Regions from separate parts of the Homo sapiens genome. Here region 1 is linked to region 2. A link is a contact called in ENCODE Hi-C or POLR2A ChIA-PET data. All regions are on one chromosome and are shown on one strand. The core of a region is the stretch at or near the end of the contact, and the rest is flanking DNA. Distances in the headings are between cores, read along the strand shown.

What was found. Hi-C counts contacts between places; a loop is a spot of excess contacts on that map. ChIA-PET counts read pairs that join two places held with the same protein, here RNA polymerase II (POLR2A). Pooled maps may share reads with other maps.
Region 1: a map with no recorded cell type shows a loop between it and region 2 (3-fold over the local background). The contact joins two enhancer-like sites. A Hi-C loop is called at or near these places in 7 of 168 maps with a recorded cell type or tissue (B cell, CD14-positive monocyte, CD4-positive, alpha-beta T cell and 3 more), 4 of 37 single-sample maps with no recorded cell type and 13 of 50 pooled maps. POLR2A ChIA-PET finds 5 or more read pairs at or near these places in 12 of 52 experiments (AG04450, B cell, CD4-positive, alpha-beta T cell and 8 more).

What each region holds. Positions count from the first base shown.
Region 1 is chr5:157,537,424-157,544,291 of GRCh38, reverse strand. ADAM19 (ADAM metallopeptidase domain 19) reads left to right here. Exons shown (of 23, transcript NM_033274.5): 4 at 6,301-6,379. Among named protein-coding and RNA genes, the nearest start is that of ADAM19, 35 kb to the left of the region's middle. RefSeq lists enhancers at 2,416-2,525, 2,686-2,745, 3,156-3,255, 3,396-3,515. Within about 2 kb of position 2,436, at least 25 of the 41 ENCODE cell types and tissues checked have a DNase peak (open chromatin) inside an H3K27ac peak, as active enhancers do; they include CD4-positive, alpha-beta T cell, where a contact is called at or near this core.
Region 2 is chr5:157,609,895-157,616,352 of GRCh38, reverse strand. No RefSeq gene overlaps it. Among named protein-coding and RNA genes, the nearest start is that of ADAM19, 37 kb to the right of the region's middle. RefSeq lists enhancers at 4,417-4,476, 4,657-4,736. Within about 2 kb of position 2,617, at least 3 of the 41 ENCODE cell types and tissues checked have a DNase peak (open chromatin) inside an H3K27ac peak, as active enhancers do; they include CD4-positive, alpha-beta T cell, where a contact is called at or near this core.

The DNA.
Region 1 (6,868 bases), core at 1,187-3,686, 72 kb after region 2:
CATTGGCCTTTTGCCAGGCTTCTGGATGGCGCCATTTTTGCCTTCGGAGTGTTGCTTCCAAAGCTGGTCCTCTGGCAACGATGGTGCTTATTCAAGGGAGTCCCTGGGATAGGAGGAGGTCCCAATTTTTTACTCTAGGAGCAACCTCCAAAGTTCCCCCTTCCTTCGCCTTTCTGTTCCCTCATAAAGGAATGTGTCTGCTTGCAGCCCCCTGGACTCATCAGTCCCTTATTTGGCTTTAGGGCCATGCCTTTGGCACGTTGGTTTGTTTCCATTCCTTTGGAGTCAGAGGTGGAATGAGTACTGATGTAGAAATCTTGGTTCTGAAGCAGCTCTGGCTGTCTCTTCCCTGCTTTTCTTTCAGCATCTTAGAAAACAAAACAATACTCACTGAATTTATTTTGTCCCAAATCTAGACTAGTGCAGGCCATGACATTAGAATAGCACTCTGCTTTTCAGAGACACTTTCCAGTACCTGTCTGTCCTGGGCATTGCCATTTCTGCTTGATAGAAAGGGAAACTGAGGCTGAGTAGTTTGTGACTTGCACCGTATCACCTAGCCAGTTAAAAAATATTGTCAAAATTTACAAACCCAGAAGGAGAGAGACTAGTATTATAAACCTCAGATGCCCATTACCTAGATTTAACAATGATCAAGATTTTGCCACGTGTATATATAGCTAGTGCTGGAGAAAATGATAGCAATATTTGTAAAGCACAAATACTTTCTACTTTACAAATAATTCTTTCACATTTGTTCATATGATCTTCCTATATGCCAGGCACTATTCTAACATCTTACAGGGGCACTGTGAAGTAGATTTTGTCATTCTCCTCATTTTATGATGAGAAACCATAGGCACGGAGAAGTTACTGACCAGTCTGAATTCACACGACTTATAAGAGCTAGGATTTGAATGTATTTTCTCATTTGATCCTCAGCATCGCTGTGATACTGATGGTGATTATTAGTCTGTTCATTTTGCAGTCTAGAAAATGGAGGGGGTTTATGTGGCTCACGTGAAAACAATTTTTATACAAATACATAGTGAGCACTTCTCGAAGTTTTATTTATCTAATTAATGGGCTAACCAGCAAGATGATAAAACTGGTTTAAAATTGGATAAGGGAAACTAAGACGTATTTGTGTGGCGGTGTGTGTGTATTTAATAGTGAAAAAAGGAATGCTGAGATAAGATTGCTAAATTAGACACAAAACTAGTTAATATCCTAGGGGCTGTAAAATCATAACCTTTGGGGTTATCTTTTCTACTAGATGGAAATATTTGCATTTCTGTTGTATCTTATTAAGTTTTTACAAGTTAACATCTGATTTTACAGAGTGGAACAAGGGCTGTCCTAATTAATTGTAAATAGTACATCTTTCAAAGCCACACTCTTCCCATAAAGTCCAGAGAACCGTAGACAGGCCTCTGAGAGTCTAAGGCTTGGCTGTGCTCCCTTAGTGTTTTTTAATTTAATGTTTTGAGACAGAATCTGGCTCTGTCACTCAGGCTGGAGTGCAGTGGTGCAATGTCAGCTTACTGCAGCTTCCGCCTCCCGAGTTCAAGCGATTCTCCTGCCTCAGCCTCCTGAGTAGCTGGGATTACAGGTGCGCGCCACCACACCTGGCTATTTTTTTTTGTAGAGACGGGCTTTCGCCCTGTTGTCCAGGCTGGTCTGGAACTCCTGGCCTCGTGTGATCCACCTGCCTCGGCCTCCCAAAGTCCTGGGATTAGAGGCGTGAGCCATTGCACCCAGCCCTGGCTGTACGCTTGTGTGACATTGAGAGGAACCATAGTCATCTTTTGCTTCATTTCCAGGCTTTGGAAGGGCAGTTGCCTAGTGCAGCTGCTGCTTAAACCAAAGCATTCCGACTTTCCCTCTATGCTGGGTTAGCACCATCTTTAGACTTTTGGAAGGTGATTAGGAGGCTAGAAATAAAAAAAAGAATTAAAAATGTTAAAATTGCTCAAATGGAGTAGAATAATTCCCAGAACCCGAAAACATAAATCACCTGAAAAAAAAAAAACTATTAAAAATACAGATTTCTTAATCCTTCCCTAGAAAAGGGAGGGGATTGTGTATTTTTGAACAGTCTTTCCAGGTGTTGTGCAGTTGTTGGGCTAAGTCGCATGGTGAGAACATTATTACTAACATAGGCAGGATGAAGACCCTCCAGGTGAAATAAGAGAGACCAGAAAAGTGGACCTCCCAAGGCATCATCAGGGTATAAATGCCTGGAGACTCTTGGAAGAATTAGATAGAGAAAGGCCCAGAGAAAGGAGGTGTCAGCAAAACTTGCTACTGAGATGAGCAGAGTGATGCTCGCCTATGCTGAGCTCGTCTGCAGAGGGTGTTTTTCAAGGTAAATGGGAAATTGTTATCACTTTATCTTCACTGGTTTGCTTATCTGAAGCAGGAGGAAGAAGGTTTGAGCTCCCAGAAGATGTTTTGCAAATTCATTTTAGTGTCACTGCTCCTTCCTCTCTAGAGGGTGGTTTAGCCTAGAGAGGCATTTGAAATTTGTCTGACGATAAATAGAACTTAAAGGAATTGTCCTGAGTTTGAAGCTTCTGAGCCTTAGGAAAGACGGGTCTGAGCTGTTTTCAGGCTGCAGTGTACTTTCAGGGCCTGGCTGCTTGTACAGGTTCCAGTTCTTCTTCCCTAGAGAGTGACCTAATGTTTTATGTCCGGTATTTGGGGGTAGCTTATTTTCCTAGGTGGGAGTCTGAAGATGCAGGTTTTGCTCAGGGACTTTGGAATCTAAATGACCCAGATTTTGCTCAACTCTAGTGCTGGCTATTATTATGATGGTGCCGAGACATGGCAGAGTGTCCTACTGATTTCTGCCTGTCCGTGGGCTCCTGAGCACAGAGCAGACAGAGCAGGGGGCAGCAGGGTAGAACAGAAATTGCTTTTCTTTTAAAGCTAGAAAAAAGGAGTGGGCGGAATGGGAAATCTTGCACAGTCCTTTCTCTTCCTGGATGCACATCACTCACAAGTCGTTTCCTGAAAATCCTAATGCAATCCAATGGTGAGAGACGGCTTCCTGCCGGTCTGCTGAGCCAGCCCCTCGTCAGGGAGGAGATGAGAACAAGATGTGGTCAGAGAATGGGGCAGCTGGGCTGGGCCGGGCTGCTCAGTGACCATGTGCCCTCCTCTCTGTGGGACAGCAGCGTCCTTTGGTTCTGAGAGCAGCACCTGGACACATGGGCGTATGTGGACCTAGCTTGGGGGAGCTGCAGAGTTGTTCAAACAGATGGCTGGCCCTAACCCTAGAGTTTCTGTCTGATTCATGAGTCTGGGTGGAGCCTGGCAATTTGCATTTTTAACTAGTTTCTAGATGATGCTGATATTGCTGCTTCAGAAAGGGTGATTAGGTGGAAAATGAAAGCGGATTGTTTTATGTAGATTCAGAGGCCAGAATGAAGGCCTGTGGGTGCCAGTGACAGAGGTGTAGTTTTTAATCCGGAGTAAAACATTAAACTACTGTATGTGGTCAGAAATGGAGTGGGTAGTCTCAGGAGTAGCCTCTCCCTGGAGGTGTCCAGTGGTGAATAGCCATTTGGCAGATTCCTACACGAGATAAAAGGTTCATTCATTCGTTTGCGAGTTTATTCACTCATTCACAGAATGCACATGTACTGCCTGCTTGCTAGGTGCTGGGGGCCGGGGAGAAGACTTCAAAGACACAAGGTCCCTGTTTTTGGGGAGCTCACAGTGTAATTGGGGTTTGACTACATGATTTCTAGGGTTCCTTTCAGTGCTGAGGGTCAGAGAGGCCTGTGATGATGGGGTAATGTCACTGGGTGAATGATTTCTCCCCCCTTGCTAAGTCTCAGAAGAGGCTGAGAATATTTTTACCAGGAGTGCATTTTCTGTGGGAAAATTCACACTTCCCCACTGGCACCTGGAATGAACTATTAAACTCTGAACTCCTGACCAGCTGTACATGGCGCAGTCTGTGAAAGCAAACCCAGGAAATGGGCTGCAGGAATGAGCACATTGCGTTTTACCACCTCTCTTAAGTGATGTACTGGAGAGTTCATGGCTGGGGAAAGTTAGAGAGAGAAACTTTCTGGGTTCTTCTGTCATAATCCCTGTTGAAAGCAATAATGATTATCACTAACTTTTACCCAGCTCCACTTTGTGCCAGGCATGGCATTAAGTCTGCTACATTTATTATGTTGTTTGATCCTCATCACAGCCCTATCAAATGAGTATATCATCCTCTTTTTTGTGTAAGAGGAAACAAAGGTTCAGAGACATACATGTACTTGTTCACGGCCGTAGAGGCAGTGAATGTCAGAGCTGGAATCAAAACTTCAGTTTTCCAGTCTCCAGACCATGCTCTAAGCTGCTAGTACACTGAACTACTCATCCATCCATTCATTCGGTAACTAGTTAAGTGGTTTTCTCATTGAACAAATGTTAAGCACTGACATAAACCAGTGAGCAAAACTGCTTGGCCTCTGCCCTCATGAGGCTTACAGCTTTTCTCCCTCAGGCAAATGGGTGACTCCTCCCTCAAATCTTGGACTAGTTAGATGCTAAGGAGAAAGAGAAAGGACTGGGAGACAGATTCTGGCAGGTTAGCCACTGACCCAAAGTTTCCATGTGAATGAGAATTTCTCTTCACAAAGCTGGGGTTTGTGCTTTGCTTTATTTTTACATTTTCCTGTTGGGCTTCTTTTCTTCTTGTCCAAGGCGAGAAGTTGAAGGCCTTGACATAGTACAGGAGACAATTCTTGTGGCATTTGCCTTCTGACCACACACTGGGGATGGAGGGAAATCTGAGCGATCCCAGAACTTAGAGCTGGAAGTGACTCTAGAGGAATTCTAGAGACCCTCTGCGATGACCCTCTCTTGCTGGGAAATGTCACCTCTTTCAAAACCTGGGTTATCCCTGCAGATTCCTTTGGCTTTCTGTGCTGGCCTCAGCCTACATTTTCTTCTTTTTAAGAGCAGTTTTAAATTAAAATTTCAGTTTTCAAAACACCTCTCTGACAGTTAATTTAAAAGTCAACCAACTTCAGAAATATGCAACTTATATTGTAAACATCTTCTGCAACCCCTGAGATAATCACCATCAACAAAGGGCATTTGTTTCTCTCTCTCTTTTTTTTTTTTTTTTTGAGACAGAGTCTCGCTCTTGTCACCTAGGCTGGAGTGCAATGACGTGATCTCGGCTCGCTGCAACCTCCACCCCCCAGGTTCAAGCAGTTCTCCTGCCTCAGCCTCCCAGCTAGGCACCTGCTACCACACCTGGCTAATTTTTGTAATTTTAGTAGAGATGGGGTTTCACCATGTTAACCAGGCTGGTCTTGAACTCCTGACCTCAGGTGATCTGCCCACCTCAGTCTCCCAAAGTGCTGGGATTACAGGTGTGAGCCACCACACCTGGCTGACCTTGACTTTCTGTAGATCAATTCTGCCTTTAATGTGGCTGAACTATTAATAGTTGAAACATCCATTTGACTCTTATATTTTTCTTTTAATTTTTAGAGAAAATTCTAAGAACATTTCTTGAAGTTGCCTGGCCTTTGGTGAGGGGATTCTTAACCTGTACTTCAAGGGGTCTGTGGTGAGAGAAACCAATGTCCAAGTTTAGAAAAGAAAAAAAGGAATTTATTGGAAGAGTAACATAGAATTACCAGGTCTCAGGAAATCGGAACCACTAAGTGTCCGAAAGGGCAGGCAACGGAAGCTTAGGGAACCCTTGTAGCAGGAACAGAAGAACAGATGCATTGCTTCCATCTGTTCAGACCTGGCAGTATCTCTCCACTGGCTTCGCTTGAAATACAGGTCACCCCTTGGCCAGGGCCAAGTAGGACACCTTGATTGACAATCTCACCAAAATATGCATCAGGGAAGAGTTATTCCCTTAAAGAAAAATTGGTCTGCTGATACTAAAAATTGGTAGATCCAGTGCTGGAAAAATCAACCACGGTACACAACAGGGTTCATAGGCCCCGGGAAATTTTGCATGTGTTTGCATGTCTGTTTTCCCAGGACCCAGACAAATATTAAGATCATTGCTTTAGTTCTGTCAATTCCATCTAGTTGGAGTGATGTTCCCATAGTGATGATAAATTATATTTAATTTACATTAAATATAAAATTAATAACAAACTTATGGTTTTCCTTTTTGTTCCTTAGCCCCTTGTGGCTGCCTAGTTTCTTTTGTATGGAGATGCTTGGGATAGTCCTGCCTGGTTCAGTTAAAATCACTCGTTGTTGCTAGGAGGGTGGAGTTCATCCACTTATGATATAAATGTCTCTTTTTATTTTTTGCAGGCAACTTTTTGCTCCTTCCTACACAGAAACCCATTATACTTCAAGTGGTAACCCTCAAACCACCACACGGAAATTGGAGGTGAGTTCAGGTCAACAAATGTCTATCCAGCAGCTGTCCTCTCCCAGCCCTACTCCTAGGACCTCAGGAGATGCCTGATGGAGTTGGTCTCTCCTCTGAAGGGAGTGTTTCCCCCAAGCGAAGACCAAGGGAGCAAACGAGAAGCAAAACATGTATTTGATGTTCATAGGTGCTCCTCCTCCTTTGCTGACTACAATGGCTAAAGAAACATAGACTATTTTAGGGTAATTGCATCTAATTACAATTGATGCAAATTACTGTGAAATATACATGTTCTTTGCTTTATGTTAATTACCCACATGTTAACAAAAGTTTTAGTAAAAGGAGTGACTTACTCATAATCCTGTCGTCTCATCCAATTAGATGTTTGATTAGTCCTTTTTAAATGGATGTATAACATTTACAGAGTTGTAATCACTGTGCATATACATTTTGTAGTCTGCTATTTTAATGTGATTTTTAAGTTATGAATATTTTATTTTGCTTCTA
Region 2 (6,458 bases), core at 1,368-3,867:
TTCTCTGCCCTTTTGTCCTTCCTACTGTCAGGAATATGGAAGTGATGGTTGGAATGTGAGCAACTTTTTTGGACCACAGAGGACTCATGCCTAGGAGGGTCAAAAAACAAGATGGGAGCATCACACCAGCACTGGATTACTTTCCTCGGGACTTTTATATGAGAGAAAAATATATTTCTACCTAGTTTAATCCACTATAATCTTGTATTCTGTGTCACATGCAACTGAACCAAATTCTAACTCATTCAGAATTCTTCCTTCCAGAAAGTATTCTCTAATTTTCAAAGGCTAATTGTTCCTGCTTTGTGTTCCCATAGCAATTTTGTTTATATCTCCCCCTAGAATCTAAGCTCCCTGGGGGCCAACCATGATCCATGTCTTCTCCTAGGAACTAGAAAAAGAAGTATACATTGACTAGCAGAGTAACAGATGCAGCCCTGTATTCTCAACCTGACTAATGGAATTCATAGGCTGGCTGGCAAGCAGTGCTTCTTATGTCTGATTGCCCATATAAATTACCACAAAACTTAAAAAAAAAAGAAAGAGGAAAAAAAGAAATTCCCTGAACCACTGGCATTTGAATATTTGGAATGCAACCTGAGAATCTGTATCTTTTAAAGTCTTCCGAGGTGATTTTGAAACCCACCAGGTAATGATTTACAAAATGGAATTTGGGGCCGGGCACGGTGGCTCACACCTGTAATCCCAGCACTTTGGGAGGCCGAGGTGGGCAGATCACAAGGTCAGGAGTTTGAGACCAGCCTGGCCAACATGGTGAAACTCCATCTCTACTAAAAATACAAAAATTAGCCAGATATGGTGGCACACATCTGTAATCCCAGCCATTCGGGAGGCTGAGGCAGGAGAATTGCTTGAACCTGGGAGGTGGAGGTTGCAGTGAGTGGAGATCATGCCACTGCACTCCAGCCTGGGTGACAGGGCAAGACTCCATCTCGAAAAAAAAAAAAAAAAGGAATTTGGGAGCTAAGGGATAACATCGGGATTTTCCTCCTATCAACATCCCATTTTCCTTTCCTTTCTTTCATGTCACTTTAAGAGCTAATCGTCCAGTCCCTTTCCAAAGTCAAGCTTGAAGCAATTGTTGCACTCTGAGAACGGTTCCCAACACATAGATAAATGAGTGGTGAGAGACTGAACAGGGAGGTTCAAACATCATTGCAGGAGGGTTTTCACACTAATAATACATATAAGCATAAAAATAATTTCATTTTTTCTGGCCAGAAGTGTTGGCTCATGCCTGTAATCCTAGTAATTTGGAAGGCTGAGGCAGGTGGATCACTTGAGTCCAGGAGTTTGAGACCAGCCTGGGCAATGTGGTGAAACCCCATCTCTACAAAAAACACAAAAATTAGCAGGCATGGTGGCACATGCCTGTAGTCCCAGCTACTCAGGGGGCTAAGGTGGGAGGACTGCTTGAGCGTGGGAGGCAGAGGCTGCAGCGAGCCGAGATTGTGCCACTGCACTCCAGCCTGGGCAAAAGAGTGAGAGCTTGTCTCAAAAAAAAAAAAAAAAAGAATTTTATTTTTTTCAAAGCACTCATTATTACCTGTAATTGTCTTATTTCCTCACTTATCTTTTCCCCACCAACCCCCACTACTAGAAGCTCCAAAAGAATGGGAACATTGTATCTCTTGCTTGATGCATTATCCCTAACACCTACCACTGTGCCTGCAATGTATTGCACACTCAGTAAATATTTGTTGAATTAATTAGTAGAAGGTACACTTTATTAAGCACCTAGTATATGCCAGTGTATTTGATGGTTTATGTGATTATCTCACTTAGTCCTTACAACAAGCTTGTAAATAAGTGTTATCATCTTTATTTAGCCAATAAAAAAATCGAAGACTTACAGAGGTGAAACAACATATCCAACACCACCCCGCAAGTGATGAAGAATTAAGACCTGAACTCAAGTCTGTCTGCCTCCAAACTCAGCACTCTTTCTGCTCTACCACGTTAACTTTGCTGACAAACAATCCTGGGGTAAGATCCACGTCAAGTAGAACTCTCAGGTTAAGTCCTTTCTTCCATAGATACAAACGCCCTGTCCAGATCCTGAGCTAGCTTAGGATTGGAAGAAAACATGAAAGGTAGCTAGCTGCAAGATTAAAGGGGCCACCAAGGCATCCCTAATTCCATTGCCACCTGCCAGAGCACAGTGGATCCCTGCTACCTTGCCTGTCTGCTTGTGATAACCACCCCCATTCCTGCCTGTTCTTTTGAGAGATCCTCCGGTTCTGGTGCGGCTGATCACAATAGTGCACCCGGTCACAGTGACTGGCCCAGGGCTCAGTGTCCTACCCAGCAGGCCAGTCAGAGCCTTCACAAGGATTTTTCTAAGTGGACTTTCCAGGGCAGGCAATTTTGCTTTCCTCATGGAAAATGATTCTCTAAGAATGTGAGTCTGGATCTACTTGTGGCCGTGTTCTCTGGGGTTTGGGTAAAACCCATCTTTGGGAGGAGCAAATCATCGCAACACAGAAGCAGAGACAGGAAGACATAGAGCCCGACTGTGTTTGAGTCTTTGGTTCCATTTCCTGCAGGGCTCATCCTCACTGGTTCTTGAACAGTTCTCTAGTTCAAGGTTTTTGTTTTTGTTTTTGGTTGTGGTGGTAGTGGGTTTTTATTTATTGCGAATTAGTCTGGACAAACTCAGGGACATATAAACAGGCCCCTCGTGTGACGCAAGAAGCCAGTCAAGGAAGTCCCTGAGCCTACTCTGGCTGGGAGGCTGCCTGATAATGATTAAAAAAAAAAAGAAGAAGAAGAAGAAAAAGAAGCCAGTCATCATCTTGAAGCCCAGGGAATGCTTTTCATACTGCACATTTTTCACCTATCAGCTTTGGGATCAGGCATATCTAGGAAAGACTCCTGGCTCCATCACTTTTAGGGCTGTGTGACACTGTGTAAGTAACTTCGCCTCTCCAAACTTCAGTTCTCCGTACAATAAGAATAATAATTGTACATACCTCACAGGATTGCTGTGGAAGGTTAATGATTATACACAGTATTGGGTGATAATAAATACTAATGTGTTTGTCATTATTATTAGCAGTAGTTATGTTCCAGTATTTCCCTCTTGTGTTATTAGCAATAGATCAATGCCTCCCCTCTCTGCTCTATTTTATATGTCTCTGGGACACCCAGCTGAAATCCTCCAAGCTGCTAGAACAAGGCCAAGCTTGAAAAAATGATTAGAAGGGAAATAAGTTTATCTTACTTAAGTATCCACTTGCACTAGTGTTTAGCTTCTCTCTCTCCTCAAGATGTGATGAGACAATTGTTAGGAGGGTACTGGCCACTACCACCTCCTCATGTTTGTATAAAGTCATTCAGAACACTTTGCTTTCTCCTTTGAGCTTCATGAAAAACACAAGTGAAAGGTGAACAAACTGAGGCCCAGTGAGGAGCAATTGACGTAAACAGCTCCTCTTAAACGGAAGAGCAGGACCCAGGTCTGCCAGAAAAGAACCTAATAATTTACGCTAGCTAGCTCCTGCCTGAGAGTGCTGCATACTCTCACATAATGGTGCCAGCATGGTGCAGAAGGTCAACTTCTGACTCCCTCTGGCCTGACAAGATTGTCCGGAGAACTGACGGATCCAGATTCACTCTCACTTGCCAAGCATCTTACTGAGAAGGTAAAAGGATCAAGCAGGTGATTTCATGGAGCTGGGTAGAAGCTACATGAGCACAGGCCCTGTGCTCCTGCTGCCCAAGTCTTGGGTAGGACCACACACATCTTGCAACAAATGGGCAGAGATCAGAGTAACCCTGAAGTAGATAAAGATGCTGAATATAAACAAAGATGATTAAAGAGGCTATGGATTCAGGACACTGAATTTTGCTGCAGTGAGAGGAACCCTGGAGTCAGCTTTCTAACAGCCTGGCCATGTTTAGTTTATCAAACCTGGGCAGAGCAAAAGCCTCGGGATCCACTCACTCCATCAGAAACAAGTCTGAACAAGCCAGGTACTGTCCATCCGATACCCAGGCGTTTTGACGGTTCCTCTGTGGCCACCAGCCAAATGTAAATGGAGAATTCCAAGTCATCCATCATGCTTTAGCCACGCACGAGGTTAATGCCCTGTCTTTTAAAAGCACACAAAGGGCCATTTGAGTAGGAAAGTCCCACCAAATCCTGCTGAAACACCCGGCCCACTTTCGGATCATTTTTCTGAAGTGTCTTGGTTTGAAGGCACAGCTGTTGCTGAGATCCCTGAAAACAGCCTGCTGTTCTCTGTGGAAGCTATGGTAGATTAGTGTGGTTCAGCTGAGATACAGTCAAGCCCTTCAGACTGCCCCTTCCTCCAAATAACAAGCTGCTGACAACCTGATGTGGATTTTTACCAAAGAATCCATGTTTGCTTGCCTGCAGGCAAAGCTGGGTGTAGATTGAACTTCATGCGTGACTTTAGGCATGTCATCTCTCCTCTGTGGGCCTTGAGTCAAGACAGGAATGGATCCCACTCCATGCTGGAAAGTCCACTAACAAATGTGCATTTAGCACTTCTGCTTTCCAGGAGGGTAATGAATAAATGTGGCCTTCTCTGAATCAACCCCAGTAGAGTGGCTTTCGGAGTTCCCCAAAACATGAGACATAAACCAAGGACAAAGCCAGGATCAGGTTTATGCCTGCAACAGCTGTGGCTTTCAGATTGTTTCAGGTTGAAGAGGCTGAAACAACAGCTGCAGATCTATTCTTTGTCCTTGGGCTTGGACATAATGGGTGCAAATACAATTGAGACACCACCACCATGGCCATTTTCTGCTTTAGTAAATCCTAAGTTATGTCTTGGGGTCTGTGAAGTAAGATGGAAAATTAGTCATTCAGTGCAACCTAACCAAAAATGAATACATGTAGTTAGGTACCCCCAACCCCTATGACTTTCCAAATTCAGATTAATATTTTTGCTTAAAGATGTGCCAGATTCATAGAGTTGTAAGAGCCCTTTACATTATGGAGTATACAGGAAGTGGATAGCCTTTCTAGGTCATTCCTCATTCTCATGTCTCTAGCAGACATTGTTAGTGGGTCACAGAGCTCTCACCTTCTATCAGACATTCCTTCTCATCACAGAGGTGGTCTGGGCAGTCCCGGGCAGTGATAAGGGGTTCGTACTCAAGATAAAAGTCGTTTGCCGTCCCTGACCTAGCCCAACTCATGCATCTGCTTTCCACAGATAGAAAACAGGGCCAGAGATGGGAAGAACCCGGCCAATGCCACAGAATGAATCAGTGAATTTGTGGGAAGCTAAATAAAAGGCCTAGAATTCTTACAAATGTCAAGGAAAAACCATATTACTGCTTACTTTGCCTATTGTGCTGTATTTGTTCTCTCTTTCGGTTTTCTAGATTATTTGAATTGGCTTTTCCTAATTTTCTGTTTTTTTTCCTTATCTAAAAGCAATACTCACTCTATAGAAGTACAAATAAATGAAATGAAAAAAAAAACCCACTCAAATACTCACACATAATAAAACCATTGGTGAGTAAGGTCTATATACCTTTTCTATATATATATATATGTATATAGATATTATCTGTAATATGGAAATAATTGAAGCTTCCTTCTTAGAATTTCTGGTTACAATAAATCCTTAACAAAAACACGATTTCAGGCCAGGCACAGTGGCTCATGATTGTAATCCCAGCACTTTGGGAGGCTGAGGTGGGCGGAATCACTGGAGGTCAGGAGTTCGAGACCAGCCTGGCCAACATGGTGAAACCCCATCTCTACTGAAAAAAAAAAAAAAAAAAAAAACAAAAATTAGCTGGGCATGGTATGTCTGTAATCCCAGCTACTCAGGAGGCTGAGGCAGGAGAATTTCTTAAATCCAGAATGTGGAGGTTGCAGTGAGCCGAGATTGCGCCACTGTACTTCAGCCTGGGTGACAGAGCAAGATTCCTTCTCATAAAACTAACGTGTTTCTGAAGGCGAACAAAATAAAAAAACAAACCACTATTTGTGGGGAAGGGGGGGATGAACAGAGGTTGTCTAATGGGTCTGAACATACAGTTAGATAGAAGGGAATAAGTTCTAGTGTTCAATAGTAAAGTAGAGTGACTACAGTTAACAATAATTTATTGTATATTTCAAAATAGCTAGAAGAGAAAATTTGAAATGTTCCCAACACAAAGAAATGATAAATGTTTGAGGTGATGGATATGCCAATTACCCAGATTTGATCATCACACGTTATAAGCCTGTATCAAATTATATGTACCCCATAAATATGCACAATTATTATGTATCGATTTAAAAATTGTACTTCAGGTCATACCCTCGAAATGGACCTACACTGCACATATTGTTTTGTGACCTGCTTTGCATAAATGTTCATCAATCATAATGTCTAAATATGTATTTAACTTCCGTTGTTAGTCATTCAGACAGACTGTTACCAAATTTTTGTTACTCTCAGTAATATCCA